Linked DNA regions of Homo sapiens: region 2 is linked to region 1. A link is an interaction called in ENCODE POLR2A ChIA-PET data of the cell type or tissue named here. Cell type or tissue: Caco-2. All regions are shown on one strand. Each heading gives the region's core, and the rest is flanking DNA. Links, peaks and the distances in the headings are about the cores only. Region 1 overlaps SYN3 (synapsin III). Region 2 overlaps SYN3 (synapsin III).

Region 1 (2,909 bases), core at 99-2,598:
TCCTGTACAATGCCCTTTCCACTTAGCATGAGGGGCCTTCAGATCTCACTGCCTAAACAGATATGATTTCAGCTGAAATCCAAACCCATTTTGGACAACTGAGGCTTGGCCACTTTTCCATGGAAAAGCTAACCTTATCAGCTAAAGGCATTCAGGAAAAGATGCTCCCCCTTGCAAGGAGACCATTGTCCTGAGCTGTGTACAGAATCAAGCCACATAGTTCCTTCTGTGTTCCTCAAGCTCATCTGGAAAGAATCCTCCCTCCTTCGTAGTCACACATAACTGGGTTACTGGGAAGGTCACTCCAAGGGGATTTGTACAGTAGCATTTTATTTTCTTTGGCATGGTTTCCTTTGGTGTTGATGCAGATTTGGTGCTCCCTGGGATATCTGTTTTCTTTTTTTTTTTTTTTTTGAGACGGGGTCTTGCTCTGTCACCTAGGCTGGAGTGCACTGGCACAATCTCGGCTCACTGCAAGCGTTGCCTCCCGGGTTCACGCCATTCTCCTGCCTCAGCCTCCCGAGTAGCTGGGACTACAGGCGCCCACCACCATGCCCAGCTAATTTTTTTGTATTTTTAGTAGAGACGGGGTTTCACCGTGTTAGCCAGGATGGTCTCGATCTCCTGACCTTGTGATCCGCCCGCCTCGGCCTCCCAAAGTGCTGGGATTACAGGCGTGAGCCACCGCGCCCAGCCGGGATATCTGTTTTCTAGGACATATTGTCAAGTCTGAATGGAGGCACAGGCCACCAAGGCAAGGATAGTTAAAATGACCCAAAGACAGAACCCACATGATCTTCAGCAATATGCTGGAGCCCACTGAAGGCTTGCATGAGAAGCAAAGCAAGCCTCTGAAAGTGTACCTGACCACGGAGGAACTAGGGGCAGAAAATTTAAAATGTAGGTGAAGCTTAAAGCCCATAAAACAGTTTCTACAAAGCCTACAGTGTTTATTCTTAAGCCTATAACTTTCTGGTGTACCCCTGAGGATGACTGAATGCAGACATTTTCTGGCAACTGAATTAATTTAATATACAGAATGATCAACCATGAGTCAGTTAAATGTTAGAGGTGGCCTATTACAGTGGCTGGCTTTGATTTTAGAATAGCTCATTCATTCATCCATCCATTCAATAAATAATGACCAAGCATCTGTCCTGGGTTTGACGATACAGTGATAGACCAAAAAAGGGAAAAAAAATACAGTGTCTCCACTCATGACACTTAAAATTCATGGGGAAGAGAATGGGGAGAGGCACATAATCTAAAAGCAAATGAATAAGGAACTATCACAGCATGTGCAATGAAGGAAGTGAGCAAGTGGAAGTGATAGAGGCCAAGCCCAGTGGAAGAAGCTTTGGTATGAAGGTCACAGAAAGTTTCTCTGGACTGCAGATAAAACAGGGATTCGCACATTCCAGGCAGAGGGAATAGTGCATGCAAAGGCTCAGAGACAGACAGAGCTTCTTGACTCAAGGATCTCAAAGAATGCCAGTGGGTCTGAAGCTGAGTGAGAAAGGGGCAAAGGGGAGGAGAGGGCACTGAGCAGATGAACAGAGGTCAAGCCCTGCCAGCCCTGGTATTTCAATTGCAGTGGAGAGCCACTGAAAGTTTCAAGCAGAAATGCCACAACAGAGTTTCTGGGAAATACATCAGAACCCCAAATCACATGGTCTTGTGAGCTATCCCCGCTCGGGCTGATTATGACAAGAGGCCAAGCCACTTTTGCTGCAGCAAATTTTCTTTGTCTGTCATTAATTAATTAGCTCAGTCAAGCAGTCAGTAGCAGCTCACCTGCAAGGCACTGTCCTACACACTGGGGATACAGTGAGCAGGACACCCTAGACACGTCCCATGAAGCTTGTATCTGGTGGGGGAGGCAAACAATGAAAATGAATCATATGCTTTGAAATAGTGATAAGTTCCATACAGAAAATAAAACAGCAATATTAGGAAGAGTGCATGAAGCAGAAGCCACATTAGTTGAGACAGTCAGGGTAGCCTTCTCAAAGGAGCTAATATTTGAGCTGAAACCCAAATGATAAGGAGCCTGTGGCCATGAGAAAACTAAAGAGCACAAGTGGCAGGGGAAAGACCAAGGACAAAGGCAGCCTCAATTGAGGAGTCAAGGTGAAATTCTTCCTGCTCGGCAGCAGAGATGGGTTTAATCTTCGTGAGGTTGTTAGCCTGGGATTAAAAAGCCAGAAAGACCAAGATGTAGGGCTGTGGCCCATAGGACCACCCTCAGGTCACCAGGCCAGAGTCAGTGCTGGAAAGCTGAGGCAGGTTGTCAAACTGAGGTTAAGAAAAGAGGGCATCAGACACCTGATCAAACCATCCAGCGAGTCTTGCCCTGTACCTCGTTCTCCACCTGCCCCTGGCCCACAGACCAACTCCTGGAAGCAAGCATTTCCGAGAAGATGTTTGAACTTGGTATTATTCAAGAAATGCAAATTCTAACAAAATTAGGTAAGAAGTCCATTTTGGCCAATCAGATTGGTTGGCAAGGGTGAAAGTGATGGATGATACCCAGGAGTGTTGAATAGACCTCTTGGCTTGCAAGGAATTGAGATTTCTTCCAGTGGTAGCAAGTTGATAAGAAGGAAGAGGCATAGGCAGTTATTTTGAGTACAGGTGCACAGGAATCTGGAGAAGGACAGCAAGAGAGCCTTGGGATGGACAGGAACATTGAAGAATCTTTCTTCTCCATAAACACAACACAATTACTCTGCTTGCCCCTCTCTCTGTCTCTTGCTTAGAAACAGCTCCTCTTCTTTACCCTCAGCTTCTTCTCCCCCATCACTTTGGCTGGTGTTTAAACTTTATTGGTCACCCTTTAGTTAATGACCTTTCAGACCTATTTCTCACTGCTAACTGATGAATTATTTTCTTGTTCCCAAAACAAATTC
Region 2 (2,909 bases), core at 196-2,695, 97 kb after region 1:
CACTGGATTATTTTAAAGCCAATCCAAGACACCATGTCCTTTCATCTGAAAATACTTCAGCATGTATTTCTGACAGATGAGGAGGGTCCTTCTTTTTTTGTTGAGGCTCCAAGTTTGTTGGGGGCAGAATAACTGAATTTGTGGTACAGCTTTAATGTGCACGTTTAACAAGCCAATGTTTTTAACACACACCCACATCCATACACACACGGCGTAGTGATTGTATGTCTGCCCTCATTTGGAGAGACCATTGAGGAATCTCTATTTGAGGCCCTTCTTAAACGTGAAGCCTTGGCCAGCCCTTCCCTCCCGCAGCGCCTTCCATTGACCTTCCATCCCTGTGGTTGGCCCTGTTTCCTGAATCCTCCAACCACTTTCACACCTTTGGGCCTTGTGTCCTTTGTGGCCACTTCTGCCTGGAACGTCCTTTCCTCTGTTGGGCACACTCCTGCATGACCAGCAAAGCCCAGTGCAAATTTCCCCTATGCACTGTCCATGATACCTCTTCCAACAACCTCCTGTCCTCCACAGGTCATCACTCACTCTTCTTTGCTTCTATAGCATTTTTTCTTCGTAATTCTCCTGAATGTTGATATTTCTGAGTTGAAATCATTTGCTTACAGATCTGCTGCCCCCACCAGCCTGGGAACCCTTCGAGGGTAGGGTCTGGGTCCTTTCTGTGTCCCCCAGAGAGGCGATCTGGTCCCCAAGCATGGATTCTGGCTTCAGCCTTGCCTGGACAAGCTATTGAATTGAGTCTCAGTGGTCTTGTTTGTGAACTAGGGATGCTATTATACTCAGCACTATGACAGGCCTCTCGTGTGGATTCAGTGCCCTGTGTCTGTGCGGCTACTGTGGCCCGACTGCCACAAGGAGACACTGAACAATTGTGACCTTCATCACCAGGTGTCAGCAATGACTCCTCCCTCAAAGGGGCCCCTCAGCCAGAGACATGTCCGTCCTTAGCATAAGGCCCTAGTCGTGTTTGGGCCCTGGTCGTTTTCCCCTCTGTCAGAGACCCTGGAAGTTTCCTGGCTGGTCCTGGGCCACTGAGCCTGCAGTAAAGGACCATGGACCAGCTCGCCACCTCGAGGCTCCTGCTGCCCCTCACCTCCTGCCCCCCACCTCCTGCCCCCATGCAGGAGAGCAGGCCCTGCGAACTCTGCACCCTTCCCTGGGGGCTTCTACACGGAAACTCAGTGCTGTCACTCCGGCTCCTGGCTGGGTCCAGGGGAATGCCCCTCTCTCCTCGCAGCTTGCAGGGAACTCCTGGCATCCTGCATTCCCTGGGAACTTCAGGTGTCTAGGAAGGCTCCGTCTGCCAGGCCAGTTGTGACCTAGGGAGGATCTTGCAGCTTGGCTTTCAGCCAATCCATTCCCACACGTTCACTCACAGAAGTTAGGGAGACTCCGCCCCCATTGCATTCCCTCCACTTTGCAGCTGAGAAGCTGTCCCTGTCGTACCTGGATGCCCTTTCTCCCAGGAAGACCTCCTCTGGCCCAGCCGTGCTGTGAACGAGCCCCAAAACAGCCCTCCTCTTCCCAAATCTCTACTCCCTGCAGACAGGTGGGAAAAAGCGGCCTGTGTTATTCTCTCTGAGCACTGCTGTGATGTTTCACACACTAGGGTGGGTTTAAAACTGCTTCATGGCCAGCCTCTTAGAACAAGTATGATTCCCTTATTAGAGCGTGCTATCCCTCAAAGCCCACTCCCTAAACTGAGAGCAGTGGCGTTCCCACCTTGTGACTTTTCCCACCTCCTCCAGAATGTGGCAGAGCTGGATGGAGCCGAGCCCTGCCACTTACTGCGACCCTGTGCCCCTGTTGTTCCCTCCCTGACTCCATTTCTCCATCTGTAGTTTTCTTTCTTTTTTTCTTTTTTTTTTTTTTTTTTTAGATGAAGTCTTGCTCTGACGCCCAGGCCGGAGTGCAGTGACACAACCTCAGCTCACTGCAACCTCCGCCTCCTGGTTTAAGGGATTCTCATGCCTCAGTCTCCCAAGTAGCTGGGATTACAGGCGCCTGCCACCATGCCCAGCTAATTTTTGTATTTTTAGTAGAGACCGGCTTTCACCATGTTGGCCAGGCTGGTTTCGAACTCCTGACCTCAGGTGATCCACCCACCTCAGCGGTGGATCCCAAAGTCTGGGATTCTTCCCATGGCTGGGATTACAGGCATGAGCCACTCGCACCCGGCCTCCCATCTGTAGCTTTCAAAGAGTCATTGCGAGGATCAAAGGAGTTAAACGCACATCAGCACTTAGCAGAGTGTCACCACTGTCGGCTCCCAACCACGGTGGGGGTAATTTTTTACTTTCCAATTATTCTTCCCCATTGGCAGTATTTTTTTTTTTTTGGAACATTTGTCTGAAATTTGCAGAATAAAAGGTCCCTTGGAGTCAGGGGCTGTTTCCATGGGGCCAGCACAGTATGTGCTTCATAAAGTTTTTTTTCCAGTGCAGAAGACTGGGGATGGAACAAAACTACTTCTGGATTCCGAGGAGGGGGCCCCGCTCTTGAGTTTTAAGGCTTGGGTTTCACAGCTTCATTTGACAAGCTTGAACCTCAGTTTCCTTATTTATAAAGTTGAGGTAATGCCTTCGGCCTTTTGTATATCATTAATAATAGCTACAAATGCAGAATGAAGTGGAGATTGAAGGATGATGACTAGAAATGGGACCTGCCCACAGTCTCTGCTTCCCAGGCCTCAGTTTCCTCCTTTGTGTGATGAAGGAGCTCTGCTGCTCTGGGTGACCTGTGAGTCCCCACCTCCCCACCACTGGTCAGACAGGGTTCATCCCCCTGTCCACTCAAGGGGAGACCCCAATATAGTGTAATGAAGAAAACTGGGGGTCTTGGCAGCTGCAATAACCCTCAAGGGACCATCAAATCCCTCCACTGTGTCCATA

Evidence for each region. ChIA-PET counts read pairs that join two places held together with the same protein. Peaks named below come from ENCODE experiments on the same cell type or tissue, not always from the same donor. Only the 100,000 strongest peaks of a DNase experiment are listed, where the experiment ranks them.
Region 2: POLR2A ChIA-PET joins it to region 1 with 6 read pairs; 2 of 35 experiments call an interaction of 5 or more read pairs at or near these places.

What each region holds. Positions count from the first base shown.
Region 1 is chr22:32,711,336-32,714,244 of GRCh38, reverse strand. The region is part of intron 6 of SYN3 (synapsin III); the gene reads left to right. Among named protein-coding and RNA genes, the nearest start is that of TIMP3, 89 kb to the left of the region's middle. In Caco-2, for the core only: no CTCF peak of the experiment used is centred there; no DNase peak of the experiment used is centred there.
Region 2 is chr22:32,614,419-32,617,327 of GRCh38, reverse strand. The region is part of intron 6 of SYN3 (synapsin III); the gene reads left to right. Among named protein-coding and RNA genes, the nearest start is that of SYN3-AS1, 41 kb to the right of the region's middle. RefSeq lists an enhancer at 694-1,193. In Caco-2, for the core only: no CTCF peak of the experiment used is centred there; a DNase peak (open chromatin) is centred at 1,360.